Regions from separate parts of the Homo sapiens genome. Here region 1 is linked to region 2. The links are chromatin loops, found by intact Hi-C in ENCODE. Cell type or tissue: CD4-positive, alpha-beta T cell. All regions are shown on one strand. Each heading gives the region's core, and the rest is flanking DNA. Links, peaks and the distances in the headings are about the cores only. Region 1 overlaps PXYLP1 (2-phosphoxylose phosphatase 1). Region 2 overlaps PAQR9-AS1 (PAQR9 antisense RNA 1).

Evidence for each region. A loop is a pair of places that touch in the nucleus more often than their neighbours do. Peaks named below come from ENCODE experiments on the same cell type or tissue, not always from the same donor. Only the 100,000 strongest peaks of a DNase experiment are listed, where the experiment ranks them.
Region 1: it touches region 2 in a loop (4-fold over the local background); 3 of 110 quality-filtered maps call a loop at or near these places.

Annotation. Positions count from the first base shown.
Region 1 is chr3:141,235,771-141,251,137 of GRCh38, forward strand. The region is part of intron 1 of PXYLP1 (2-phosphoxylose phosphatase 1); the gene reads left to right. Among named protein-coding and RNA genes, the nearest start is that of PXYLP1, 12 kb to the left of the region's middle. In CD4-positive, alpha-beta T cell, for the core only: no CTCF peak of the experiment used is centred there; a DNase peak (open chromatin) is centred at 7,751.
Region 2 is chr3:142,983,996-142,999,362 of GRCh38, forward strand. It overlaps PAQR9-AS1 (PAQR9 antisense RNA 1), which reads left to right. Exons shown (of 5, transcript NR_125393.1): 3 at 10,002-10,145; 4 at 14,405-14,499. Among named protein-coding and RNA genes, the nearest start is that of U2SURP, 9.9 kb to the right of the region's middle. RefSeq lists an enhancer at 15,013-15,367. In CD4-positive, alpha-beta T cell, for the core only: a CTCF peak has its summit at 10,190 (motif pointing left); a DNase peak (open chromatin) is centred at 10,166.

The DNA of each region.
Region 1 (15,367 bases), core at 5,791-10,790, 1.7 Mb before region 2:
GTGAACCCAGAATGAATTTCAGGGTCCGCTCTGAGTCCAAAAGGCAGGAGGGCCCTGGCCAACTAACACCTAACTGAGCCACAGACTCTGGCCTGTTTATCCTCCACCCTCAAAACCAGCAGGCTTCTCTGACCCTTTTTGGACTTTGGCTGGGGAAGCCACTGGCTTTTGGAAAAAGTTCAGTCTGCAGTGATGGCGGGAACAATCTCAGGAGTCTGGAAGAAGTTAATGATTAAAAAGGCATGGAAGAAGAACTGGATGGCGGCTTGGGGAGTAGTTTCTGCAGTCAGGAGGCACCCTTCACCTCATTCCCTTGGCCCACAGTCATCTGTGCATGCGTCTGCCCCTCCCTCCATCAGTGGAGCTCCCTCTGAGCTGCGTACTCGAGGGTGGAGGAGAGTTTGGGGGAACTCAAACATGTGGTAGTAGAGACTGTAGTAACTTTAAAATTCTCTTTGTATTTGCAGAATCATTTCCCCAATTTACACACTCATGTTTCAGTTTACAGGGCATCCTTTTGTCACCTGCTCGCCACCCTTATGCCCCTGGGTGTGACCAGCTTCCTCAGAAAGAGCTGTAATCAATAGCATATTGATTAAAAAGCATATTAAGATGAAAATTATTGCACCTGGTTTTGATGCCCCCACTCTCTCCCCTTTCCTCCTCCACTTCTGTTTGTGGTTACAGCCATCATTTACATTAAAGTTACAAATCATTTTGAATACTATTTGTCCCACCCCTCAGTTATTCAGAGACATGTGTCTTTTCAACCAACAAAACCACAGCTTGCTTTCCTAAGCTTACCTCATTCTTGGATCTAACACCAACCTTCAGGCCTTCAGAGATCCAGCAGTATCATTTTGAGCTTTTAACCGTAAAATAAAATGAAGCTCTTACTTGCTGTTTGTTCTCTGCAGACATAGGAGAATCTAGTTAGAATTAAACATTTACTGTCTTGTTAAGGCTTTATGCTTCTAAAATGAAAGTGGCAGTTGGATTACCGTAAAGTTAGTAAAGTTGTAGAACAAATTTTTGGAAGCTCAGAAATAATAATGGAGGGACTTACAGAAATAAACTATTAAGCTTAAATCTTAAAACATAGATATAAATATGAACTATCTTGAAAGTATAGAAAATTTGGCAAGTATAGATTAATAAGTATATAATATTTTATGCAAGTTATATTAATTATTAGGATCATGCATTATGTTTATACAGTACCTTACTATATAAAAAAGCAACTTTGTCCATATCTCATTTGATTCAATAAGCCTGCGATCTGCTTAGAGATGGGGAGATGGGACCTTGGGATGGTTAAAAGGCTTCCTCTAGAATTCAGATCTCATAAGCAGAGAAATACTATGTAAACCTGGATATCCCTGCCCACGTTGCTTGATAACCAAATGTGGTTACATAGTTTTTTGAAAATTGTAGGTGGTCCTATTCTTAGGGATAAAAATAGGCATTGGTTTTCTCTAAAACTTTCTGCAAGTCAAACAAACAAACAAAAACTCTGTATGTAGCACCCAGAAACCTGAAAGGACTTCTCAAGGTTTGTAGATGTCAGAGGTTCTCTGTTGATGACTTCCTAATACTAGAGTACCTGAGTTGGTTGTGTATTCAGCACAGTGCAGTGATTGAGTGTGTACATTCAGAGGCCAAACTGACTTTAAACCCTGGCTCTACCATTACTAGCAATGTACCCTTGAACAAGTTACTTCTCTGTGCCAGTTTCCTTATTTGTAAAATTTGGGTGGTGATAATAATACCTACTTCATGGTACTGTTGTGAAACTGAAATATAATAATACATGATGAGGGCTTAGAAAAGCACCTACCACATGGTACATGCTTTAAAAATGTTAGCTGCTATTCCTATTCATTTGTTTCTTAAAATTACCTTTTAGGCGCCAACTGACTGCACTGAGATGATGGATACAGGATAATAGTCTCTGTCCTCATGGAACAGAGGACATTATATTTCAGTTTGTGGTGAAGGACATGAATGGCGGTGCAGATCGATTTCCAGGCACTTGCTCACTTACAGCCATGAGAGGCTGTGAAGGGGCTGACCATGGGGTGGTGACCTTGCCAGCTCTTTGAAACAGGCACTCATTTTGACTCATCTGTGTCTGACACATGCTGGTTGTTTTAACTGTCACTCTTGGCCACAGGTTGTTAGTGGGAAGCATGATAAGAGATCCTAGATCTGTTTAGTCACCTGGTTTTGCCAACACTATTTTTGGTCCTGGTTGACAGAATGCTGCCCTGGCTACTATTTTGGACTGGACTGGCTCTTCAGCAGCCCCAGAAACCTTTGGTACTATCAGAGACCCAGTTCTCTGAGCAAGAAATGGCACAGCTGCTCCTGAGAGCAGGTAGGGGACTAGCCAGAGGCAGGAAGCCAGAACACTGCATTTCCTGTGTCTGCCGTAGCTAGAAACTTCTTGACCCAAAGAAACTATGTTGACGGGCATGGGTTTCCTAACTGGTGCTGGAAAGAGAGGACCTTCCTCCTCAGACCTCGCTTTGCTTGCTCTGTGCGTCCTACAGAGAGGCTCCAGCATGGCAGCCTGCCCGACTAGCACCTGCCATCACGGAGCTGGCACGGCCTCCAGCAATGGGCTGTCGACCAGAAAATCCTTCTGTGATTGCTGCTTCAGGAACTCGAGTGCTTCTCTGCCTCGTTTGAGCGTGATTAGCCCAGCTTGTACTCAACATACACTGGAATACTTCATACCGATAAGTCAGCAGTCAGACTGGAAAACCAGTCATCAGTTATCTTAGTGGCAACCAGCTTATTTTTATTTACTTTAAACTATGGTTGACCCTTGAACAACTCAGGGGTTAGGAGCACTGATTCCCCCCACCATGGCCCCCCACAGTTGAAAATCCAAGTATAACTTTTAAATCCCCAATATTGTAACTATACATAGCCTACTGTTAGCCAGAAGCCTTACTGATAATGCAGTCAGTTAACACATATTTTGTATGTTGTATGTATTATATGCTGTATTCTCACAATAAGCTAGAGAAATGAAAATGTTATTAAGAAAATCATAAGGAAGAGAAAACATTTCCTATTCGTTAAGTGGAAGTGGATCATCATAAAGGTTTTATCCTCATTGTCTTCACATTGAGTAGGCTGAGAAGGAGGAAGAGGAGGGGTTGGTCTTGCTGTCTCAGGGGTGGCAGAGGCGGAAGAGAACCTACGTGTAAGTCGACCTGCTCAGTTCAAATCCGTGTTGTTCAAGGGTAGACCTATGTCCTGGAAATTTTAAATGAAGTTTTGTCTTAAAAAAAAAAAAAAAACCTTGCCCCACACTTGTAAAACAAAGAAACAGCAAATAATGCCAACCTTTTGTATGTAGGGAGAATTAAGGTAAAAGGGGGAAAACCCTTTCTCTGTTTTACAAATGGCTCCCCAGGTGCTCTGACTTCTCTGGTCATGATCATCTCTTGATTTCCCAGACTGGAACCTCTTTTGTCGCCAGTGTGTCTGTCTCCGTTGCAGTCCCTAATGGAAACACAGACCTGAAAAATCAAAGCTTGGGCATTTATGGTCGAAGGTCATGGCATGGATGGTTGATTTTTTTTGGCTCTGTCTTCAAAGTGAAAAATCACTGTCTTCTTTGAGAAAGAAAGTATATTTTGGGAGGTGGCTAACGTCAGCAGGCAGGAAGATCTAAGCAAGCCTGTCTCATCCTCGGTTCACATAATTTCTAGCATTGCTAAGTTAGCAGCATATGATTTTTTTTCTCTTGTGCATCTTGCTCTAATGACTGCTGATTATCTTGAAACAGCTGCATTAATTGATGGTGTTTAACGACTCTACTTACACTAAGTAATTGCAGTTGGCTTGGCTGAGGATCCCGAGTTCTTTTTACTTGCTTTTTAGCTTGAGAAGTGTTTATTTACTCTGTGTGCCAAATGCCCGAAGGGGAGTTGGGAATGCCTCACCTCAGTGCCAGCCCACTGCCCAATGCTCACACTCTCCTGGGACATCATCATGTGCCACCACAGCATCCATTCCCTGTGTATTCTGATTGTCTGCTCATGGGCCTCTCTTCCAGCTTGATAGGGAGCCCCTAGAAAGCAGGGACCATACCCAGCTCATCTGTAAAGCTTTGGCCTTTAGCACAAGGACTGGCATGAAACAGGCCTCAATAAAAGTTGGGTGAATGAATGATGAGTGGTTGCAAAGCATATCAGTTATGAATGTGTCTGGCTGAAAGTAGCAGAAAGCCCTGGCTTAGTGGCTTAAGTAAATAGGGGTTTGTTTATCTTATGTAACAAAATGCGTGAAGATAGGTGATTGCTGGTGTTGGTTTCAGCAGCTGACATCTGTCTGTACTGACACTTGTGTTACTCTCTTGGCCTTTCCTTCATGATGGCAAAAAACACCAGCAAACCAGATGTCCCCTGACATTTCATGGCCAGAACTGTATCACATGGGTTGCCCCCAGTTAAACGGGCCATGTGAGTGTGTAGTGGGGCACACTGAGGAAGGCTCACTGCTTAAACAAAGTATGTTTAATGGTTCAAATATGGTAGGCATTCACTTTTTGCTCACACACAGTCCAAAATGGCTGTTTCTGCTTGGGGCTTTCCTCCAAGAGGATATTCAGGGACTCAGGCTCTCAAGGCTGCCATGCTCCTTTGCCTCACTCAGCTGAAGAGGAAGGAACATGGAGGATGGTGTGTGGGAGGATTTTGTGGGCCAGGCTCAGAGGTGCTGAACTACTGGCCCTGACATTCCACTGGCCAGGGCTCAGTCGTGTGAGCATACCTTCCAAGGGGAGGAAATGTGGTCCAGCCACATGCCCAGGAGGGAAAGGAGATGGGTATCACAATTAGCTGGCAGTCTCTGCTACACTGTCTGCCCCCTCCTCCCCCCAAAAATCAGGATTCTCTTAACAAGAAAGAATGAGTGGATATTGAGGGGCTAGTGGGGGTGTTTTCTTTAGAAGGAAATGCTGTGCTAAGAAGGCTCCAGCCAAAAGTCGTCTTCATCCCCAGGAGATCATCTGTTCTGAATCCCTGCTTCTGTTCCTACCTTTGGGAACTGGGCCAGATGACTCAGTAGGACAGTGGGAGGCCCTCATTATCCCCCTGTCTTGACACAGGACATGTTCTTAACAGCTTTGTGGGAATGTGTCCTAGTTGATTCACATCAGCAGTTGGAGGTTACCCCAGAGGAAGTGGTCTTTAGTCCCCCAAGGCCAGAGGAACCTATGAGAGCTCCCTGTTTTCAAGTGCCCCTGCCCACTCAACCTTCCAAAGCTTCTCTTCCTCTCCAGCCCCCACCCCAACCCACATCTGGAGGGGAGGAGAGGACACAACAAAGAGTAACCTGATTCCCCTCTAATTCATTAAAAAGTGTTTTCCCACTACTTCCTGCTAGTTTTCCTCAGTAATAATTGATGAGTGGTATATTGATATACTGGGCTGTAGTGCTTTATTCTTGTTTAGTTTGTCGTAGGTTTCTGTGATGGGGCTATTCCGTCCGCAGCATTCTTCCTGGTGCTCACCCTTCCTTTTTCCCACCCTCCCTCCCTTCCCCTACACACCTGTTGAGCACCTGCTGCTTGCTCTGCTGTCTCTCCACCCAGCCCTGGGGAAGGTGGGCAAGGAAGCTGACATGAGTCTGTCGTGTTGATGAGTAGAGTGGGAGGGGTAGGCTCTGAGGGCTGTGGTTGCCCAGTATTGGAAGATGTCACCCAGCCTTGGGGTCAGGGAAGGCTTCCAGGGGAAGGTGGTGCTTAAGCTGAGTTTAAGGATAAGCAGGAGTTAACCAGGTCAAGAAGACATCTGGGCCAAGAGAGTGGAATGGGCACAGACATTGAGTTATGAAAAGGGGGAACAGCAAGTCGACTGTGCCAGAGTCGTGCGAGATGGTGTGGCCATTCACCCGTCCAACACTGCTGTGCCATGGGGCCTGGCCTTACAGGGTTTGCAGAAAAGGACCAGCCCCCATGGAACTCATGGGCTGGCTGTGAGAGGGGATGAGTCTGCAGAGGAGTTTGGGCCAGAATCTGAGGAGGGCTTGGCTGCTGTCCCAGACTCTGCTCTAAAGGGTCTGCTGCTGGAGGCTGAGTAGGAGAGGGGCCCCATCACTTGTGCCGTCACGTCTTGTGCCCTGTCCCTCTGTGTCTGATTCTTGACTGGTCCTTTGCCCGGGCATTACTCAGGCTATAAAAATAGAGGCTGGCACCAGAACTCCAGCATGTAGTTGGTGAAGAAAGCTGAAGCTGTCATTACATATCAAGATACTTGCCAGGGAGATTTTTGATGGAGCACTTTCTTGGAGCCCAGAGGATGAAGTTCTAAAGTTGGCTTATAGTTTTTTTCTCCCTTGGACTTATACCAATGCTTCTGGCTACTCACTTGGAATATGTACTGGTTGTGCTTGTTACTCACCCCCGCCCCAGGCTCATACATGCCCTCGAGGACACATTGAAATGAACGCTCAATCCTGAAATCCACCAAATGAGGGCTCGCCTTGCCACAGACTGGCCTGATTAGAGGGGCTGAGTCCTCTCCATGGGGCCCGCTGGAGGCTGGTGTGCAGTCCATCAGGTGTTCATGTCCCATATAAGGCAGGACACCCTGGCCCGAAAAAGGAACTTTCAGCACTGCCTGAGAAGGTAAGGGTTCTGATAACTGTGCTTTCTTTCCCTAAGGAAAAGAGGGCTGAGCCAGGGTTTAGCAAAGCTGTCAGCTGCCTTGATTGTGATGAATGGTTCCAAGGGTGATTTCCTTCGTTCTCCCTCCCAGCCCTGTTTATTAAGGTGGACTGGAGACAGTGCTGGGGGGTGGGGTACAGAGAGATGAACCATCATGCTAGTCTAAGCCAAGGGCTGAATGAACTGCACTTTGCTTCAAGCTGGGTTAATCTGTATTTGTAGACAGAGACTGAATAGTTTGATGCTGTTTTTTGGGTGCCTTCTTGGTCCAAGTGCTGCAGGGAATGCAAATAATAATGAGAACGAAATCATGACTGTCTTATGTTTTCCAGGATGGATCTCATCTAATCCCCTCCATGCCCCCTGAGGCAGGCAGCAATATTACACTCCACTAGAATAGAAGCTCCATGAGGGCAGGAATTTGGGGCTGGTTTGGTCACTTCGAATCCCCAGCTTCTATAACTATCCTTGGCATAGAGCAGATGCTCAGTAAATATCTGAATGAATGAATGAATGAATTACTACTTGCAGGTGAGGACACTGCAGCTCAGAGAGATTAAATACCTTGCCCGAGCTGTTAGGTGGTGGAGTAAAAGGCCTGGTCTCAGTGCCAGGGAGGGACCATGAGCTGTGACTTGGGGACCCCAACTCTACTGCCCCTGGAATGAGAGCTACTTCTAGGATAGCAGTGTAGGAGGGCCAGAGCCTGCCTGGCCTGGTCTACTGAACACAGCACAATCTTGGAAAAACCCACCAGTTGTATGATGATACAGCCACAAGGACCCAGGAGGTTGGAGGGTGTCTTCCTGCTGCCAGCGCCATGATGTAACTCAGAGGTGGGGTGATATGCAGGCTGTATCTATCAGCAGCTTGAGAGTGACATTTCAAGAATACCACCTTCATCCAGTCAGGCGTATGCTGAGAAACTTTCAGTGGCTCCCTACTCCTACGGGAACCCAGTCTGGCTCCAGCCCTCCTCCACCCTGTTCACTGATGACTCACTGCATAAGGCCTGTCATCCACGGTACGGTGACATAGGGGTGGGCTTTGCAGCCTGCCTCTGTACCATTTATCCTCACATCAGGCACGCCCACTGACATCCTCCCTGCCTTTTAGTTTAGCACAGTTTCCGCCTCTTTCACGCAGCCCTCTCGCTGATCATCCCAGCACAGTCCCCCACCCCTCGGGTGCCTGTAGCCTTTGTCTGTCTGTACGGTGCATTTCCTAAGGATGTTCTTGGAACTCTGGGTTCGGCAGGTGGATGGAGCTGCTGCTAAGTGGGGCACGAGGCCCCTCCCAGTCCACCTAAGCACCTCCACTGCTACCTGAATTCCACATCAGATTCCATGTTGTGATGAGTGTTGAAAGAGGATACTGTTTGAAAACCACTGGTCTCTATAATTTATCATGTGCCTGCCTTGTGAGATACTGCTTAACTGCATTGTTTAAAAATAATTTAAATATGTTTTACAGTACTCCTTTTTTCTGATTTTTAGAAGTAATACAAGTTTGTTTAAGAAAATTTAGAAAATGCAGAAATATATGCGAGCAAATAAGCCTGCCAGGATTCCTACTTACTTAAGGAATAGTGAGCCAGTCTTCTGTCTTGTAATTTGTTTGTTTTAAAGAAAATTGAGATTACTTGTCAGTACAGCTATAACCACTCATAATATTTAGGACATATTCTCTCCTTTTAATGTTTTTCCTTTTTAAAAAAAAATTGTTACTTTTACAAATAGCAATTATTTAAATTCATTTTTTAAAATAGCACAGGTTCAAATTCTAAAGTGTACAATGAAAAGTCTTGCTCCTACACCTGCTTCAAGCCATTCAGCCCAGCCTGTACATTCTATATTGTAGCTTGTCTTTTTGACTTAACAATATAACGTTTCCCTCTGTCATTACTCACCTTTTTTTTTTGTTATTTGCACCCAACATACTATAAAATCAAAGCATTAAAATATGTGAGTAAATATTGGAAAGTTCTTCCTACTTCACAATAGAGATCACACTGTTAATTTCAGCAGCCATCTCCCGCTAGACCTTTTTCGGTAAATTTATGTTTTCCGAAAATTTACATATATATGTTGGGATATGCTAGCGTTGGTTTTACCTAAGTGAGATTACACTGTATCTAGTATGCTGCTACTTTTGTTTTCTGTCTTTTGTTTTTAACTTGGCGATATTTCTTGGAGGTTTGTCTGTCCACACCTAAGCCCACTTCTTTCTTTTTTTAAGGCTGAATCGTGTTCCATTGTTTGGACAAACTGTGATTTTCCAACTGTTTCCCTATGGATGAACATTTCAGTCATTTTCACATTTTTATAATGACTCCTAATGCTGCTTTGTACATAGGCGGTAACACTTTTGTAGGATAGAAACCTGAAATACAAATTCTTGGGGCAAAAGATGTGCATGTTTATTGTTTTGGTGGAGACCACCATTTCCCCTTCACAGATACTATTCTAATTAATCCTCTCACCAGCAGTGTATGAAAGAACTCATCCCCCTGAGACTAACTAACATTCATGATAGGTGAGAGGTGAATTTTTTTGGCCAATCTGAAAGGTAAGAAATGCCACTAACTCCCTTTTTTTTTTTTTTTTTTTTTTGAGACAGAGTTTTGCACTTTCATGCAGGCTGGAGTGAAGTGGCGCAATCTTGGTTCACTGCATCCTCTGTCCCCCAGGTTCAAGCAATTCTCCTGCCTCAGCCTCCCAGGTAGCTGAGATTATAGGTGCCCGCCACCATGCCCAGCTAATTTTTGTATTTTTAGTAGAGACAGGGGTCTCTACTAAATATAGCTTTGTCATGTTGGCCAGGCTGGTCTCGAACTCCTGACCTCAGGTAATCCACACGCCTTGGCCTCCCAAAGTGCTATGATTATAGGCATGAGCCACCCACACCTGGCTGCCAGCTCATTTTTAAATGTATATTTCTTTCCATCCTGGTTTTCCAAACATATGCATAACTATACATATTGATTAGAATCGTGCCATGCCTTGTTCTCTGTCCTTTTTTCCTTTCACATTAGGTCAGGGACGTTTTCTCTGTTCATTGCATTCTCTCCAAAAGCTCAGTTGTTCAGGGTTGCTGGCCTGTTGAGCTATTGCAGATCACCTGGAGTGTTTTTTATTTTAGTTTATTTGTGTCTTTGATCTTCAAAGATCCTGGGAATGACAAGTCATAGAAAAGAAAGGAGAAGAAACACCTCCTGCAGAGAATTGGCACAAGGAGTGTCCAGTAGACAAGAACCAAATGAAAATCAGAATTAGATATTTGCTCACGGGCTCATCTCTTAGGTATTTGGCGGAGAGGTCCCTAAAATATCACCATGAGCTCTTGTTATATATGGATATTGTATACTCTGTGTTATATGTTAAGCTTGACCTGTTCCGTGCATTCTGCTATGAAAAGTACACAGCTTTGCTGTTGTTGTTTGGATAGAGAGATTATGATGTTTTCAGAGCATTTAATGTCAGTGGAAACATCCAGGAGTCAGTGTGGTATGATGGAAATAGCATTGAACTGGAAAGTCAGGAGAGCTGGCTTCAGACTCTAGTTCTTCCCCCGACTGACCGACTAAACCTGGAGAAGACACCTAGCCTTTTGGGTCGCCTGGGGTCTGCGTGGCAAGGATGACCTGGGTGTAATGGGTTTGGAAAGCTTGGTGGGGGGTAGGCTAGCAGTTAGAGGTCAATTCCAGCTTAGTATTAAAAGAGAGCTCTCTAAGAATTGGCACTTTCTAAGATGAGACTGGCTGTATGTTGCCAGTTTTCAGAAATGTTCTGACAGGCGGTCAGTCAGCTCTCTGCAAACACGCAGACACTACCCCTACTGTCATGTGGCTTAGGGTCAGTCGCAGGAGACAGCCAGCCACCCAGGAATTTCACCATGGTCATTTGATTACATAATGAATAGTGCTGAGAAGTGTCATGGAGGAGAAATACAGGGTAACTTGAGAGTGTGAGACAGGGTGCTAAACAAGGCGGGTGAGTTGAAGGGCAGCCTCTATGAGAAAGTGATCTTTGAGCTGGGATCCAGGGCATGGTCAGCAGTCAACAAGGTGAGAAAGTGGAGGCACAGAAGAGAGGCAGCATGCTGGCTGGAGGCAGGTTGGGGGATTGCTACTGGCTGTAGTGAGTCCTCCATTCATTAATCTCTTCATTCATACATTCATTCACTCTCTCAACAAATATTGGTTAAGCACCTGCTCTGGACCAGGCAGTGTTCTTGGCCCTGGGGATACATGTATAGGGAGCAAGACTGACAAAGTTCCCAGCCTTGTGGAGCTCAGTGTTGCCACATAGTAAATCATTCCCAAACTTGGTGCCTTAAAACAGCCGTCATTTTACACTTATCCTCATAGTCTGGAGGTAGACCAGGCCCAGCTGGCTGTTTCTCATACATGTGTCTCACACAGTTATTCAGGCAATAACTGGTCTCATTCTCTGTGTTTTTGAGCACTTCAGCCTTGGCTTCCAACCCACTACCTGTCTCAGCTCACCAGAGTCCTCCCAAAAAGGCAGTCCAGTGGCGTTATGTGCTGGCTCCAGCATGCTCCTTGGGGTCTTACCTCCCTCCCCTGCCTCAGGCAGCTCCAAGAGTAACAGGTTTCTCCACCTCAGGTTCATTCTTGGGGAGCAGGAGTGATGCCCTTTTGACATTCCAGGCACCTGCCCAGCTGACCCAGGCCTGGAGTCCCCAGTGAGCAAGGCTCTTCTGTGGGGCTGAGAGATGTCTGGGTCTGGGAGAGGCATAATGTGAGGGCTTGAAGTGAGGCTGCACTGGTAGGTGGGGCCGTGGAGGCCATGGGCAGTATTTGGTTGACATCCATGGAGCATTATGGGAAACCACTAGAAGACCAGAGATCTGATGACTCCCTAATGGGAAGATTACAGAAGACAGTCCTTCTTGGAAAACAAGATTTTAAAATTAATCTGTTAGAATGATTTGTCTTATAAAACAAGGCTTTCAGGTATGTCCCTGAAATGCAAGTGTCCTCTAGGATTACTTGTCCTCTGGCTTAAAGAGAGGAAGCATAGATGTCCATCCTGATTCTATCAGTTATTATATCACAATCAGTGATATGGCAATCTGTGGTTCATTATCACAGAGTTGGTGGGTAGAGTCAACTTTCTATAACCAAGACTTCACATTCTACAACAAACATTCCCACCACTGCAATTTCCTATAACACACAACAGTACCCAAGCAGTAACTCCATGCGCCTTGTAAGAGAACTACAAAAACAAACCTCTAAATAATACAGTATAGCTTTTTGCCCTATTTGAAAGACGTATTAAGTAAGAAACTCCATCTAGAAACTTGATTTTATTATGATAATACAGAATAAGTACTTGCTCAGTTAGCTGCAGTTTGTGGAAACTGGTGTGTAAACAAGGATCATGGCCACCCCCATTGCTTTTCATTCTCAAAATTACTTGTGTCAACCACTTTGGCTCCCAAATTTCTCATTAAGTTACATCAACCTGGAGTTGTGTGTTTCATTACAACTGTTAGCTGAGCTGAATCAAAGCTTCGGAGCTTTTAAGAGTTTTTGTTTTGTTTTTTTTTTTTTTTTTGAGATGGAGTCCCACTCTGTCACCCAGGCTGGAGTGCAGTGGCGCAATTTTGGCTCACTGCAACCTCTGCCTCCCAGGTTCAAGCAGTTCTCCTGCCTTAGCCTCCCAAGGAGCTGGAACTACAGGTGCCCGCCACCAAGCCCAGGTAATTTTTTGTGTGTGTGGCATTTTTAGTAGAGACAGGGTGTCACCATGTTGGTTAGGCTGGTCTCGAACTCCTGACCTCAAATGATCCACCTGCCCCGGCCTCAAAGTGCTGGGATTACAGGAGTGAGCCACTGAGCCTGGCCTCTTAAGAGTCTTATTACCTACTTTATTGGCAGGGAGCTGGGACTCGAGGCAGTTCAGATTTCCTCCAAAGCTAAATGTTGTAATTGTGGGTAACAGTGCTCTTAGCTCTATTTTTGCTCTACCTGTCACTTTATAAGTGCAAAGGAGCAATATGTGTGCGTGTGTGTATATATATATATATACACACACACACACGTATATATATACACACACGTATATATACACACGTGTATATATATACACACATGTATATATACACACACGTGTATATATACACACGTATATATACACACACGTATATATACACACGTGTATATATACACACGTATATATACACACACGTGTATATATACACACGTATATACACACACGTGTATATATACACACGTATATACACACACGTGTATATATACACACGTATATATATACACACACGTGTATATATACACACGTATATATATACACACACGTGTATATATACACACGTATATATATACACACACGTGTATATATACACACGTATATATATACACACGTATATATATATATGGAGAGAGAGACAGAGTGAGTGTGTGTGTGTGTGTGTGTGTTTTGAGAGCTTGTTTTGGGATCTGAGTCAGAGAATCCTTGGATCTCAGCACGTGGAGGGCTCCGAAAGGTCACCCACATCAGCCCCTCTGTAGCATCACCAGCAGTGGCTACACACACTTGGCCACCTCCATGGGCAGGAGGGCTCATTCTATACTGACACTGTCAACCTCCTACTAAGTGAGACAGCCGTGTTCTCAGATTTACTTCTAAGGATGTAAAGTTCATGCCCACTGGCACTGGCAGTGATAACAAGCTACAGGGCTCCTGGTGCCCCACTCCTCTTCATGAATGAGTCATAGAATCACCTGCCAGTGAGAACAGGGTCTTGCCAAAGCTCTGTAGGTAAGTGTGATCCCAGCCTAAAAAGGCCTCATTGGGCAAAACGCCTCTCAGTGGCATGCGTGAGTGCTCCTGTCCATGAGTCCATCCAGAGCAAAATCCCGTTCCTATATAATATTGTTAACACAGAAATGCAGGCCTTGATAACCTGTCCTTTCAGGTGTGCCTGATTTACATTGCACAGCTATGAGTCTCAGGACTTTGGAAGCTTTTTTTTTTTTTTTTTTTGCCTTTAAAAGTTTGACTTTTATCATTCAAGCCTTGATATTATGCCACTTGTACTTCCAGTCTTGCAGCCTGCCTGTTTAATCCTCTCGTGCTTTCTTTGACATTTTAAGAAACTTTCAATTGACACACTTTGCTTGCAAAATTTTTTTAAAAACAGCTATATTTTTAAAGTGGCTTTGCGGTGAGTAAATCATGCCAACTGCATGTTCTCCTGTCTTTGTTGAGGTACTTATAGCTTCTCGACATTCTAAAATAATAATGCCAGTCTCAGATGTAGCTACTTTGAAACTTAAGAAAGAGCAAAGCAGTAACGTTGGATGGAACACAGACTTGTCTATGTCAAAAAATAATAATAATAATAACTGAAGCGTACATAAAAGTGAAAATCCTGGCTTGATGAGTTAGTTATTTTAGTCTGTTCTGGCCCTGAGAAATGATCAGATGCCTTGACAAGTTTATCCTTTGTAGAGTTGGAAAAAAAATCTCAAAGGAGAGAGTGGTTAGAACATGTAGTTCACAAAGGAAAAAAAAAAGTTTACTATTTCAGGGATTTAAAAATACTAAATCTGCAGATTATCAGCCTCAAATCCTTTTAGGAAAGAAATGGTAGCTAAATAATTAATGCTGCATATTTTAAAAACATGTAAAATATGAAACAAAAGGTCTGTTAGTGGAAGACGTACAGTCAGTAGGCTGCAGGAGGCTGCTCTGCTGTTTGTCTCTGCTGAATTACACCTGAGCAAACCAGCACTGATGTTTTTAAACATATAATTATGACTGTATGTGTTTTGATTATTGGATCTGAAAAGTTGTGGTACTGTCATCAGATGATTGTGTTTAAAAATAATTTTTTAGAATAATTGTGCATGTTGTCACACCTTCTCCAGTTGTGAGTTGTCACAAACATCCCCTTGCTCACTTACTCCTAACAGAGCCCTGACTCTATTCAGGTCTCTGCCCATTCTATCCCTGCGTGGGCGTCTGCCAGGAGGTGCATCCTGATTGGTTCCACCCAGTCGTTGTATCCATTCCCAGTGTCAGTGATTGGTTTGAGTGTGGGCACATGACACACTTCAGCCAGTGAGATGCGATGGGCAGCCTGGGGGAGGGATTTCTGGAGAAGGCTTCTTTGCTTCCAGTAGAGATGAACAGAGTTATCCCTTCTGCCTTTGCCCATGGCTGAGTATGGCTGTGATGCCTGGCAGTGTGGCTGCCAGCTTGCGACCCTGAGAGAAGCCAGCCTAGTAAGAGGACAGACATGGAAAGCTCTTGGCTTCCCATTGATGCTTGGAGTTGCTGAATCAACTAGCCTTGGAGCTGCTGTCCTAATACTATGGTTTGTCATGTGAGAATGTGGATGAGTCTCTTTGCTTGCTAGGGTTTTCTGTTACCTGCAGCCAAGCCATCTTTATAGATACATGAATTATTTAAGATAAAACAAAAACTAAAGTGCAAAAAGAACAAAGGTGACCACAACAGTGTCTCATATCATATCTAAGAGTGGTATTCAGCCTGGTCAGTGACGAGGTTTTCTGCCTAATGCAGCTCATGAACGCCTGTGCACTTACTCATTACACCTCCAGAAGGGAGCCCCATGAAGAGTACCAGCGTTCTGCTAACAGCAAGTTCTAGATCGGAAATTGGTTTG
Region 2 (15,367 bases), core at 7,087-12,086:
CAGGAATAGGGAGGGAAACTTTTCATTGCACATCTTTTTATTCTTTTTTGGGTTTTAACCATATAAATGTATTACCCGTTCCCCCCATATGCATATAACGAGGAAGAGGTGGGTCTGCATATACTGACATGAAAAGGTCTGCAAGAGATATTGCTCAGAAAAACAAGCAAGTAGCAGAACAGTGTGCACATGCTCATCCATGTCTAGAAAAACAAGGGGGATGGCCTCAGGAGAAGGGCTTGAGAGGGGGGCCTGAAATGGTAGTGGGGGTGGGATGGCCAAGAGGGACTTTCCCTTTAGCTTCATGGTTCATTTTTTTTTTCCCAAGAAGAATGTAGTATGCGCTACTTGTTAATTACTTATAAATGAAGGAATAAAAAAGCTTTCTGGGATTGGTATTGTCTGGCGATGACCAGATCAAGGGTCAGGTTCTGGGAGCTGGTGACCGAAATGGAATGAAAGTGAGGTTGGAGTTCAGGAGGTACAAGAAATGTTCAGCCAGGCTGTTACCTAGATGTACACAGATGTTCAAAAGCTGGGATGTGGGGTGCTGGGAGCTGGGGTAAGACACTGAGGGGTAGCTCTGAAGGCTACAAGGAATGAGGGGGAGCCTCCAGAATTCTTTATCAATGGAGGCAGCTCCATGACTTCTAGAAGGGATGGCTGGAGGTTCTAGAGCTGATCTGCACGGCAGGAGAGAGGACTTTTATCTGATAGTGCAAGAGAAATAGTTCAGACCTGGACTGTCCAATGTAGTGGCCACTGGCCACATGTGGCTATTGAGCATTTGAAATGTGGCTAGTGCAACTGAGGAACTTAATTTTTAATTAAATTTAATTTAAATAGCTACATGTGTAGTTATGTTTCTCATAGTCTCAGATCTAGACTGAAGTGCCTGAGGAACTTGGGACTGGTAACATGGGGTGCGGAAGAATAAATGGTCTCCAATAGAAATGCCAAAAGGTTGTAGAGTGACTTAGGAGAGTGCCAGGATCCTATTCACGAGGAAAAGTGCTCCTGGGACAGACTGAATGTATGAGGGCAGAAGATATTTATGTGGAGACAAGGATCTGACATTTCCATCATTGCAGAAAGTTCAGTTAGACAGTGCAGGTCTACCCACATGCTGCTGCTGAGCCCTTGAAATGTGGCCAGTCTGAACTGAGATGTGCTGTGAGTGGAAATAAATACACACTGGATTACAAAGACTTGGTATAAAAACAGTGTAAAGTATCTCAATAATTTTTAATACTGATTACAAGTTGAAATGTTTTAGATATAGTGTACCTATATATTTTATTTATATTACAACTGTTTCTACTTTTTAAAATATAGCTACTAGAAAACTTAAAATTACATATGTGGCTCATGTTATATTCCTTTTGGACAGAGCTGATCTAAAAAAGTGCAGGGAAAAGGTTGAGAGGGGCACCAGGTCAAAGCAGGGCTGAGGATTATGAAGATAAAAGGCACTTTGGAAATGATGGCCTCACATTGCTACATTTTGGTCCCAGGTGGTATTTGGCCTTATCTCAGCTTGATGGGGAGAACTGTCATGGGCTCTGCCAAGGCACTGGGGTTCCAGCCCAGAAAGCGGTCAGGTAGAGGGGTGGAGGAGTGATGCAGAGGGCCTTGTTATGAGGATAGTTCAGGACTTTCCCAGGTTCTTTTTTCCCTCATTAAAATGTACTTCTCCCTCTAGTCTTAACTTGGCTAATAATACCTTAACATTTTACCCCTTTTTATAGTAAAGTTTGGCCTGATTAAGACAAGCCCTTCTCTTAAACACATGAAAAGGTGCTCAACTCACTTATAATAAGAAAAACACAAAGCAAAATATAAGGACATACCATTCTTCACCTAGCGGACTGGCCAAGATTAAAAAAAAAAAAATCAGGTTCAAACGATGTGGGGCAAGGTATGGGAAGACAAGGGGTTGGGAATTTGATTGGCACAACCTTTATGGAAGACAAATCGGCAGTGTCTGTGACAACTTTAATTGTGTATATCCTCTGACTAAATCCCAGTATTTATCCTACAGAAATACACATTGCAAAATGATATATGTAAAAGGGCATCCATTGCAGTAGTGTTTACAAAAGTAAGAGACTGGAGTCAATTTAAATGTCAATTTATAGAGACTGATTAAATAAATTATGGGTATCATTTCAATCAAATTATAAAATAATGTAACTTTAATAGCAGACAACTGCTAACAATAATAAGACAGGTCTCTATGTCAGATGTAGAAGGATCTCTAAATTATTGGTAAGTTTAGAAAAAGAAAAAGAAAGTAACAACCATGTATGTAGCACACTGCCATTTCTGTGGGGGCAAAAAACTCAATATATTTGCTGACATATATTTACAAGTGTATCGATTTTTTTTTTGAAGGATATATAAGAAATCAGTAACAGTGGTAACTTCCAAGGAGGGCAAATGCATTGTAGGGAGAAGGCCGACTCTATCTCTCACTGTATACTATTTTGTACCTTTAAAATTTTATGATATAAATATATTACCCACCAAATAAAATGAAATAAGACATTTTAAAACTTCTCTTTATGTATGAATTTCCTCTTATCACAACTCCATAAAGTGTCTTTGCCTGCACTTCACGATACAGCTCTTCCTGCTGCTGCAACTGTTTTTGCTTCCTAGAGACTCGGAATTACTATCTTTCCACTTAGTAACTGAAAAAAAATTGTATTCATTTATTTGATTGTCAAGTACAGTATCTGGATTTACCAGTTTTTAGGTTTCAAGAATTATTTTTTCCCTCTACTTTGTCTTTTTCTTCATGCTTAAATGTTTATCATTAAGTTCATCAAAGTATTTTTCTAAAATATTTACATTTAAAATGCACATTTCGGCTGGGCATGGTGGCTTACCCCTGTATTCCAGCACTTTGGGAGGCCTAGGTGGGTGGATCACCTGAGGTCTGGAGTTCGAGACCAGCCTGGCCAATATGGTGAAACCCCATCTCTACTAAAAACACAAAAAAGTAGCCGGGCATGGTGGTGGGCGCCTATAATCCCAGCTACTTGGGAGGCTGAGGCAGGCAGGAGAATCACTTGAACCCAGGGCAGGGGGAGCCGGGGGGAGGCGGAGGTTGCAGTGAGCCAACATCACGCCATTGCACTCCAGCCTGAGCAATAAGAGCAAAACTCTGTCTCAAAAGAAAAAATAAAAGCACATTTCTCTTATTCTTTGACATTCTCTTGTAATATACATTTCAGTTACATGAAATTGAAAGACAACCAAATGCAATGTGCCCTCTAGTGGTTAAAGAAAATAATTTACAATCCACCTCTCCTGAGCCAAATACACAGATCAAATGTAATTTTTCAAAGCCTACATTCAGTTATGTGGATAACTTAATTGGTTATTTCAGTGTGGCTTTTGTCCTCTTATGAAAACATGGCATATCAAAAAAATTGTCCATCTTATAAAATAATCATTTTTCTCTATTTGCAAAAACAAAAAAAGTATTGACCTATTTACCTGTTTGTTGAATAAACAATATATTAAAATAGACCAAAGAATGGGGAGTGAAAAGTAAATTTCCTCCCACCCCTGACCCTCAGAAGCTAAAGATGGCTTTCCTAGTGGCAAGCACAGTTGCCAGTTTTTAAATAAATATATTGTGTATATGCATAAACAAATACACGTTATATTAGTTATCTACTGCTACGTAGCAGATTACCCAGAACTTAGTGGCTCAAAACAACAAACATTTATTATCTCACATTTTCTGTGGGTGAGGAATGCAGCAGCTTAGCTAGGCCCCCAGCGCTGGGGCTTTCCCAAGGATGTAGTCAAGCTGTCAGCTGGTGCTGCAGTCAGCTCATGTCTCAGCTCGGGAGGATCTGCTGTCAGGCTCTCTCAAGGGGTTCTTGGCAGGATTTAGTTCCTCACACGTTGTTGGGCCGAGGGCCTCATTTCTTCACTGGCTTTTGGCCTGAGGCTTCCCTCAGTTTCTTGTTACACGGTCCTCTCCATAGGACACCTCACAGCATGACAGTTGGCTTCATCGAGTAAATAAGAGAGAAGAGCCAGAAAAGGCAAGCAAGACTAGAAGCCAAAGTTTCTTGGTAACCTAATTTCGGAAGTGATATCCTATCACATTTGCTGTGTTCTGTTTGTTAGAAGCAAATTCCTGGGTTGAACCATATTTAAGGGGAGAGGATTAAATAAGGGCATGGGCACCAGGAGTAGGAGATCACCGGGGGCCATCTTAGAAGCTGCCTGCCACACAGTTGTATATGATATATCTATAGATGCCTTAAAAAAAAAAACTTAAGGTTCTGTACCTTGCTTTTGTCATGTGATAGTGTATCTTGGAGCAAGTTCTAAGTCAGTACAGAAAGATCTCCCTCATTCTTCTAACAGTGGCATAGCATTTCAGCCCCCACCTCTACAGAGAGCATTCTTCGGGCATGCCATACCAAACCTTCTTAAGAGTCCCACATTGAGAAAAATTTTGCAATCTACTCATCTGACAAAGGGCTAATATCCAGAATCTACAATGAACTCAAACAAATTTACAAGAAAAAAACAACACCATCAAAAAGTGGGCAAAGGATATGAACAGACACTTCTCAAAAGAAGACATTTATGCAGCCAAAAGACACATGAAAAAATGCTCATCATCACTGGCCATCAGAGAAATGCAAATCAAAACCACAATGAGATACCATCTCATACCAGTTAGAATGGCAATCATTAAAAAGTCAGGAAACAACAGGTGCTGGAGAGGATGTGGAGAAATAGGAACACCTTTACACTGTTGGTGGGACTGTTAACTAGTTCAACTACTGTGGAAGTCAGTGTGGCAATTCCTCAGGGATCTAGAACTAGAAATACCATTTGACCCAGCCATCCCATTACTGGGTATATACCCAAAGGATTATAAAACATGCTGCTATAAAGACACATGCACACGTATGTTTATTGCAGCACTACTCACAATAGCAAAGACTTGGAACCAAGCCAAATGTCCAACAATGATAGACTGGATTAAGAAAATGTGGCACATATACACCATGGAATACTATGCAGCCATAAAAAATGATGAGTTCATGTCCTTTGTAGGGACATGGATGAAGCTGGAAACCATCATTCTCAGCAAACTCTCGCAAGGACAAAAAACCAAACACCGCATGTTCTCACTCATAGGTGGGAATTGAACAATGAGAATACATGGACACAGGAAGGGGAACATCACACACCGGGGCCTGTTGTGGGGTAGGGGGAAGGGGGAGGGATTAGCATTAGGAGATATACCTAATGTTAAATTAAGAGTTAATGGGTGCAGCACACCAACATGGCACATGTATACATATGTAACAAACCTGCACGTTGTGCACATGTACCCTAAAAACTTAAAGTATAATAAAAAAAAAAATAAAATGAAAGAAAGAAAAAAAGTGATTGCCGTTTTGCCATTACTTTCAATGGGAAAACCGCAATCACATCTGCACCAGTGTAATATCACTTTATCACGACAGTTTTGAAATAAGCTGAGAATAATTTTGATTTTATTTTTACAAAAAGGCAAGTAGAGCCTTGTGGATGCTTGATGACAATAATCTTTGAATATTAGTAATGTCAATATTAGTTGACATTAATAACGTGTTCAATGCCACATTTTTGAGTACATTTTCATTGGTTTCTAAGAAGAAATAGGTTATAGATTTAATGATTTTTGTACATGAAAGGGAAAAATTTTACTGCTTGTTAGAATTATAATACTTTTAATTTAAAAAAGTCCCATATTGATGGATATTAAGGGCATTTTTGGTCTTTTGCTGCACACCTTCTTTACCTATGTGAGAGTGCATCTAGAAGGTAAATTCCTACAAGCAGAATTGCTGGGTTAAAGGGTATGAGCACTTCACATTTTGACAGCTATGGCCAAATAGACATTCAAGGGAGGTTGTACCAATTTATTTTCCAACTATGAAGTATAAGAATTGTCTGCTTACCCATAGTTTCTTTTCTTTTTTTTTTTTTTTAGACCGAGTTGCGCTCTTGTCGCCGAAAATGCAGTGCAATGGCATGATCTCGGCTGACTGCAACCTCTGCCTCCTGGGTTCAAGCGATTCTCCTGCCTCAGCCTCCCAAGTAGCTGGAACTATAGGTGTGTGCCACCACGCCTGGCTAATTTTTGTATTTTTAGTAGAGACAGGGTTTCACCATCTTGGCCAGGCTGTTCTCGAACTCCTGACCTCATGATCCACCAGCCTTGGCCTCCCAAAGTGCTGGGATTACAGGAGTGAGCCACTGCGCCCGGCCCACCCACAGCTTCTTGAAGCATTTTTCCACAAGTTTTAATGAAAAAGGAAATGAGAAATCACAGGAGAAAAACTAAAATTCAAAGTCCAGTAAACTGGCCAAATTGGAGTAATTAATTCTTATTAACCAGAAATGGAACAAGGCTCTGATATCTGCATAATTTTGAGCTGGATTTATCAGGGTATTTTCCTAGTTTAATATACAAATGAGATGAGGGACCCTTTAGTTTAGGCCCAAGTTTGCCTGGTGATCTTTTGTGGCTCCTGTCCCTACAATGTTAGATAATGTTTCCCCCTCTGAGAGTTGTGTGGCTTTCTTAACAGCATTGAATAGATAGCATATCAGATTCCAACTTCATCTGGAGGATATGGCACTAATAGTGATATGGTGTGGCTTTGTGTCCCCACCCAAATCTCATCTCGAATTGTAATCCCGGAGGGACCTGGTGGGAGGCGACTGGATTATGGGGAAGCTTTTCCCCATGCTGTTCTCATGATGGTGTGGGAGTTCTCACAAGAGCTGATGGCTTTAAAAGTGTTTGGAAATTCCCCCTTTGCAGCATTAATCTCTCGCCTGGCGCCATGTAAGTTGTGCCTGCTTCCCCTTTTGCCATGATTGTAAGTTTCGTGAGGCCTCCCCAGCCATTTGGAACTATGATTCAATTAAACCTCTTTCCTTTATAAATTACCCAGTGTCAGGGAAGTTATTTATAGCAGTGTGAAAATGGACTAAAACAGATAGCAAAGCAAGTTTACACTGATTAATTACTTACTTTTGAAACTTTACAACTGTGGCCACTTTTGACTTTTTTTTTAACTGATGTTTCAGTCATTAGAAAAACAGAGAATGTTGGGGGTAAAAAGAAGTCTTATAAGTCACACATAGCTTAAATGCTGCAGCTTTTCCCCAAATTCTGGAATCCTTTCTAAATCAGTCAGCATCTGTCTATGTGTCTTCACACACAAATACTCATTTCATTGAGGTAGATTGTTCTCTTGTTAAACAAGGAAAAAGCTTTAGAGTTTAAAAAATTATTTTGTACATTGGGTTGAAATAAAAATCTGTTGCTTTGTGCCTCTTTCCAAAGCTTTCTTCTCTGCTTAAGTGGTCACAAGGAAAAAGTCTTTGTTCCTTGTCAACAGCTCCCATAGCTTCCTCAGGTCTGCTCTTCTCCAGGAGGATTATTTTTTCTTTTTTTTCAAGACAGGGTCTTGCTCTGTTGCCCAGGCTGGAGTGCAGTGCTGTGATCATAGCTCACTGCAGCCTCAGACTCCTGGGCTTAAGTAATCCAGGAGGACGATTTTAATTGGCATCATTCCTTTTTCCCAAAAAATAATTTTAAGATGCACCACGGCTGGGCGCGGTGGCTCACGCCTGTAGTCCCAGCACTTTGGGAGGCCGGGGCGGGCAGATCACGAGGTCAGGAGATCGAGACCATCCTGGCTAACACAGTCAAACCCCATCTCTACTAAAAATACAAAAAATTAGCCGGGCGTGGTGGCGAGCTCCTGTAGTCCCAGCTACGCGGGAGGCTGAGGCAGGAAAATGGCGTGAACTCAGGAGGCGGAGCTTGCAGTGAGCCAAGATCACACCACTGCACTCCAGCCTGGGCGACAGAGCGAGACTGTACAACACAACACAACACAACACAACACAATACAACACAACCACAACACTAATTCCTCTCCTCTGAAGATACTGAAATGGGAAAAGTTCCCTTGTCCCCCTTGCAAAGCGTGTGACGGGGGAGTGGCTCGCTTCTTCAGTGCCCCGCTGCTCAAATCTCTAGGGGAGCATACAGACGGGCAGGTTGTGGGGCTCTGACCCCATGGCAGTGTCTAGGGGTGGATGTTTACAGCTCCTGAAGCGCCAACGTGCTACCGTGTGCTTTTTTAGTTTTGCTGCCTACAGGCGGCTTGTGTTAACCAGTTCAATTAGCCCCTCTACCTTGTTGCAAGGACAGAGGGCTTTCTGTATCCTGGGTTCTTGTCTTGGTGTACCAGAATAATCGGATCACACCTGGGCTTGGAGAATGAGTGCAAGGTTTTATTGAGTGGAGGTAACTCTCAGCAGAAGGGGGAAGTTATAAGAGGGATGGAGTGGGAAGGTTTTCCCCTGGAGTCAGGCTGCTCTGTGGCCTGGGCTTTCCTCCGACTGCCCCAGCCAAACTCCAAGCCGTTCTGCTTCTACCAGTCAGTGGCATGCAAGTTCCTGTGGATGTGTTCCTCTCAAAGTCCAGCCGCTCGTGTGTTCCTCCACTGATGTGCTTCTCTCGACGTCCAGCCGCCTATGTGTCTCCTGCTAGGGTCTTGGGGGTTTTTATAAGCACAGGATGGGGGCATGGTGGGGCCAAGGTGGTCTTGGGAAATGGAACATTTGGACAGGAAAACTAAAATGCTTGTCCTCACCTAGGTCCATGGGCACAGGCCCGGGGGTGGAGTCCTCACCAGGGATCTGCCCTTCCCTTCCCAGCACTTCCCTGCCCCCCTTCCATATCAATATTCCTGCTCTAAGATTTAAAAAGATGTCAAGCATGAAGACTCCTTTAAGGGCAGTCTTTCTGCTGATCCCCACATGATAGTAGGTGTATTTTTAGGACAACTGATTCAGAGCATGCATAATGACAAGAGCTGCTTTAAGTTCAAGAATGTTTTGACAACATTCATAGGACTATGTATTCACAATAGCCAAAGCTAGAAGCAACTCAAGTGCCCGTGGACATATGAATGGATAAACACTGTGGTATGGACATATAATGGAATATTACTCAGACTTAAAAAGGAAGGAAATTCTGACACATGCTACAACATGGATGAACTTTGAAGACGTTATGCTGAGTGAAATAAGCTAATCACAAAGGGACAGTTACTGTATGAATCCATTTATGTAAGGTACCTAGACTAGTCAAGTTCATAGAGACAGAAGGTAGAATGGAGGTTGCCGGACCAAGGGGAGAGAGGAAAGGGAAGTTACTGTACAGAGTTTCGATTTGGGAAGGAGAAAAAGTTCTGGAGATCGATGGTAGCAATGGTTGCACAACAATGTGAATGTACTTAAAGCCACTGAACTGTACACTTAAAATTGCTAAAATGGTGAATTTTAAGTTATGTGTATTTATCACAATGAGAAATATAATAGCCTATCAATCACAGCAGCATCTCCAAACATTTGAAAAGTAGTTGTATATGCATCTGAAATCTATTATTCATACAATCGACAGTTTTGCCCCACCTTCGAAATCTTCAGTCATTCCACAGCGAGCCTCTGAGGGCCATTTGGACTTTCTTTGGGCACAATTGATTAGACCAAGAATGAGCGGTTAGCCCCAGTTGGACTATTCAGAACCTTGTCCTAAGAATTTGGAATTTGATTTTAGAAACTTGTTATTAGTCTCTGTGTAGAGGTAAAGGTGAGGTAATATTGTTGGGAGTTATAGGGCAGTCATCTTTTTCCATGTTCATTTTTTATTCAACAAATATTTATTTTTTGTCTACTCTGTGGTAGGCATTGTGCAGGATGCTGGGATTCAGTGGCATCCCTGCCCTCCTGAAACAGAGCAAGCCTGACCGTAGGGAGATGATCTCTAAAGTTATTTCTCATATTTTTGTTAGACCTGATGTTTTGCACACTGTTTTCTAGTAAATGAACAACACAGTATGCCATGATTTTTTAAAATTACATTTAACTTCCTCTCTATTTTTTAGCACGTTTTTCAGCACCAGGACAAGCATCATTGCTCAAGGAGAGCTTGGTTGACAACAGGAAGTTAGAAGGAGTCTGAATTGTAACAAGTGTGGCAAGAGCACCAAGATCACTGTGTGTGTGTGTTCACAGAAAATGTACCAAAGGTGGGTGTTTTGTTTACCAGTGGCAGCAGCGCCACCACGTGGCAAAATAGTAAATGATGTTTGTAATTTCTATGCCTGCCTGCATAGAAATTACTCAATTCTTGAAGGAAAAAAAAAAGCAAAAATTGGGCATGAAAGGGGATCTGTATTATTTCACAATTGGTACTTAAGGGGAGACTTTTAAGTCTGTTTCAAATTAGCATAATTGGAATCTTCTTAAAGTGAGGCAACACTGTGCTAAGGTCTTCATCCTGCCCTCGCAGAAGTTAATTAACCCCAGAGGTGAAATCTTGAGAGCTGGACAGACACTCCCAGTGGTTCTAGAGTATCCTTCATTAGGTCTTTCCTGACTTCTCCCAAACCAATCTTCTCCTGTGTTTCCATAAAACTGTTTCTGGTGCTCATTTCATTCCTTAACAAATATTCATTGAGTACCTGCATGGTGCTTACTCTGTTCTAGGTATTGCAGATGCAGCAGTGAACAAATCAAACTAAAATTTCAGCCTGTACTTCTTAGCATCTTATTGTGATACATCTGGGAGTGTTTTATGCCCTGCAAGCCCTTTGACAACAGGGACCTGTCTTATCCCATCCTCACTGGAACCACACCTTCTACCCATTGAATTCCCAAGTAATGATTTCAGAACTCAACTGATTAAAGATGACTATATTTATTAGGACCATTCCCAAGTCAGTTCTCTGGTGGGATCAAAGCTGTGTCCTTTCAGCCAGGGACAAAATACAGAAACAGAAAGTTCATTATAGATCCTATGGTAAACTGAATAATGGCCCTCCAAAGATGTCCACACCCTAATCCCCAGAACCTGCAAATATATTGCCTAACATGGCAAAGGGACTTTGCAGCTGTGATTAAGGCTCTTGAGATGGGAGATTATCCTGGATTGTCATAGTAGAGCCAATGTAATCACAAGGGTCCTTATAAGAGGGAGGGAGCAGAGTTGGAGAAGAGATAAGGGTGGAGGCAAGTGTCAGAAGATGCTAATGGAGGAGAGGGCCACAGACCAAGGAATGCAGGTGAATTCTAGAAGCTGGGAAGGGGAAAGAAAAGGATTATTCTTTAGAGACTCCAAAATAAGCACGGGCCTGGTGGTACATTTTATATTTCTGACCTCCAGAGCTATAAAATACATCTGAGTTGCTGTAAGCCACTAACTTTGTGGTAATTTGCTACAGCAGCAATAGGAAACTATACAGATTTCTACCTGTCCTCCTCCTAATCTGCGTTCCACACTGCTCATTTTCACTGGTGTGCAGAGTGGGACATTTCTACTTTGTTCCCCTATTTTCCCAAGTCAGGGAGATGTCCTGGTTTGTCTTGACACAAGCCTCTAACAATGTTTCTCTAACAGGGCTGTGTGACCATTGGCATTCTTTGGTGTATCCTCACAGTCCCTTAGTTTTCTTATGAGAGTTTTAAATTCTATTCAGTTCCACAGTTAGCTAAAAAAAAGTTAATGTACAATTCAAGGTACAACCCAAAAAGTTATCCTTATCCTCATAAGAATACTAAAATCATCTCATTAGAGTCAGGAATGAGACAAGCATGTTTGGCCGGGCGCGGTGGCTCACGCCTGTAATCCCAGCACTTTGGGAGGCCAAGGCGGGCGGATCATGAGGTCAGAAGATCGAGACCATCCTGGCTAACACGGTGAAACCCCATCTCTACTAAAAATACAAAAAATTAGCCGGGCGTGGTGGCGGGCACCTGTAGTCCCAGCTACTCGGAAGGCTGAGGCAGGAGAATGGCGTGAACCCGGGAGGCGGAGCTGGCAGTGAGCAGAGATCGTGCCACTGCACTCTAGCCTGGGCAACAGAGAGAGACTCCATCTCGATAAAAAAAAAAAAAAAAAAAAGACAAGCATGTTCATTAGCACCACTCTTAACATTATTCTGGGGGTACTGGCTAATGTAATTATACAAGAAAAAAGTATAAAAATGGGAAAGGAGGAGGCAAACTGGTAATTATTTGCAAATATGATTGTATACCTGAAAGTTCAAGGGAATAAACTGAAAACCTATGTAAATAATAAAAGAATTCAGTAAACACATTACACAACATTAATATATCAATAAACAGCTTATTTAGGACATACATAAATACAAAAACTTACTATAATCACAGTAACAACAGAAAAGACAAAATACCTAACAATTAAAGTAACAGGAAATAATGCAAAGTTAATGTGAAGGAAATGGAACAAAACTTGAAAAAGAAGAAAGGTATGCCATGTTGTTTTGATAGAATCTTACCACTATAGCAATGTCAAAATAAAGCCTTATGTGTTTTAAGACCACTGTTACTAACAACTTTTGTTATTAACAGATGAAATTGATGAGGGAAAGTCTTCTTTCATTTTCTTTTCATAACTTCATTCTCCACCCAGCCTGTAATATTACCTGGTCTTGTCTCGTGAGTTTCAGTAAATATGGGGATATGTACGCTTCGCACTGGCCAAAGCCAGGTCACAAGTTAAGTGAGGCCTTATCTTTGGTGGTCCAAGTCAAGCCCACCTTTGGGTTGCCTGGCCATGGCAAGAGAGAGCTCCCCAGATTTGCCGTGTGCTGGTTCTCATGACCTGCCACAGGAACCTTGAGTCCTCCTTTATCACACTCACACACACACACACACACACACACACTCAGGAACGCTCATTTCCATTTCCACAGTACGCCATCTGGACTCTCCTAGATTTTATTAACCTTGTTGATAAAATAATTCCTACACAGTAAAGGTTTCCTTCTCACTAGGATCATAGTTAAAATGGCAATTTCTATTATTTTCAACATGGCACCAGTGTATTCTTGGGCTATATACTTTTTGACATCATTTTTAAAAAAATGCCACTGCTAATTATTATTATTATTATTATTATTATTATTTTTTGTAGAGACGGAGTCTCGCTTTGTTGCCCAGGCTGGAGTGCAGTGGTGTGATCTCAGCTCACTGCAACCTCTGCCTCCTGGGTTCAAGCATTTCTCCTGCCTCAGCCTCCTGAGTAGCTGGGACTACAGGTGCACGCTGCCATGCCCAGCTAATTTCTTTTGTATTTTAGTAGAGAAGGGGTTTCACCATGTTGCCCACGCTGGTCTCAAATTCCTGAGCTCAGGCAATCCACCTGCCTTGGCCTCCCAAAGTGCTAGGATTACAGGCGTGAGCCACTGCGCCTGGCTGCCACTGCTAATTATTATTGTCAAAGGAATCTGTATATAATCAATAAGTGAGTCAGGTAATTTTTGTGTGTGTGAGAAAGGGGGAGCAGCTGCTGTTGCTACTAAAACCTTATTCATAACACTTACGTTGTGGGGTGGGTGTGGGGCAGGCAGTCAAGTGCAGCAGAAGGAATTTTCCATTCCACACTGACCACACCTCCGTGAAGGCTGTTTCCTAATTATTCCTAGAAGCAGCTAGGATCTGTCTTAGCAGAAGACATTAAGTCTGATTTTTAGTTGTCTCTCCTTTTATCTTCTTTCTTCAGAGCCTAGCACAAGCTAGAAACTCAATAAATGCCAAAGAAGCAAATGGAGTGTTCCTTTTACCAGCCTATATCCTGAAACCCAGAGAGCAGGGAAAAACTGTTTAAAAACTGTCTAGAATGAAAATGCCACCAAGTAGGAGCAGTCCATTGGCACAATACAGGAGGCTGTAGCTTTGGGGCAATCATTTTTTAAGGTCTCTATCTTTCAGCATGCACAGGTTCCACAGCTGTTTGTATTGTTAAATACTTTCTCCACTCCACTTTTTTCCTCCTTAAAGAAATCAAAACATTTTTGGTGGGGAGGTCTAAAAATTATTGTGAGCCCTAGGCACTGAGTCTCCTGTACCTTACTAACAAGTCAGTTCTGGCTGGTGCCTGGGGGAACTGGTTGGTAATGTTTTGATCATCACCCCAGGTAAGTATTACACTGTACATCAGAAGTAGAAAACTGAAATGCCTACAAGCAGGCTGGGTATGGGGAATTTGTCCACCGTGTATGATGAGTTGGTGGCTAAACTGGTGTTCATAGCCCCCTTCCCTAGAAGTCGCTGCAGGCCACCTCACCTGGATTGTCCCCCAGTGTTGCCAGACTTCCCCATTTTTCAAGAAAGGCTAGAAACCCTGAGTTTTATGTAAAATCTCTCTGTTTTAAAATGCTAGCTCAAATTTCAAAGAAAAAATCTCCCTGAATGAACCAAACAAAACATCTCAGTATTGTATATGGCACTACTTTGTAATTTCTCTTGAACGTATCTGCTGCAGGGAGAAGCCTTAAAAACAAATGGCAGGTGTGGGCACCAGAAAATCAACACATCGGGAAGAGAAAAATGGCATGGTTTTACTGTAATTGTAAAAAGGTAATACTAGTTGCAGTAAATTGCATGATTCTTACTGTTTATGTGTAGTCCCTTAGCACTAATCTAATTATTCAGATTCCATAAAATTCCATTTGGATTATTTTCATGCTATTTCACTTTCCTGAATTTGTAATTTGAGTAATAGGGCCAGAATTTCATGACGTAATAGGGCCAGAATTTCACGTATCAAGAATTCTTACTCATAATTGTGATGTTCAATTTTTTTTTTTTTTTCCTGAGATAGGGTCACTCTGTTGCCCAGACTGGAGTGCAATGGCAAGATTCCCAGTGCTCTGGTGGTCCTCCCACTTCAGCCTCCTATCTGGGACTACAGATGCATGCCACCACATCTGGCTGATTTTTAAATATTTTTTTGTAGAAATAAGGTTTTGCCATGTTGCCCAGGCTGGTCTCGAACTCATGGGTTCAAGCCATCTGCCTGCCTTGATCTGCCCGCCTTGGCCTCCCAAAGTGCTAGGAGTACAAGCCTGAGCCACTGTGCCTGGCAATGATTTTGAATTTTTAAAAGCGTACTTAACCCTTAATAAAGGCCCGTATTATTTCTAGTCACATCATATTTGTCTGACTTGCTTTGGGGCTTACAATATAAAAAAGAAGAGAGGAAAGAAGTCTGCATTCTTTTGTTTTTGACTCTTCAGGAGTATTTAGTAAAAATTATTTTTAAAATAAGTAGGACTTTGGGGATTTGACTGAAAAGCTACACATATTCACTTTCTAGTGACAAAATCAGCCTGTGGCATTGTCAGAACACCACAAGGCATACCCAGTCCCACTTCTCCTCTTCATCTCAGCTGATGATTTCACTTTCTAATCCTATAAACAGTTAAGATCTAGGCTGGGCGCGGTG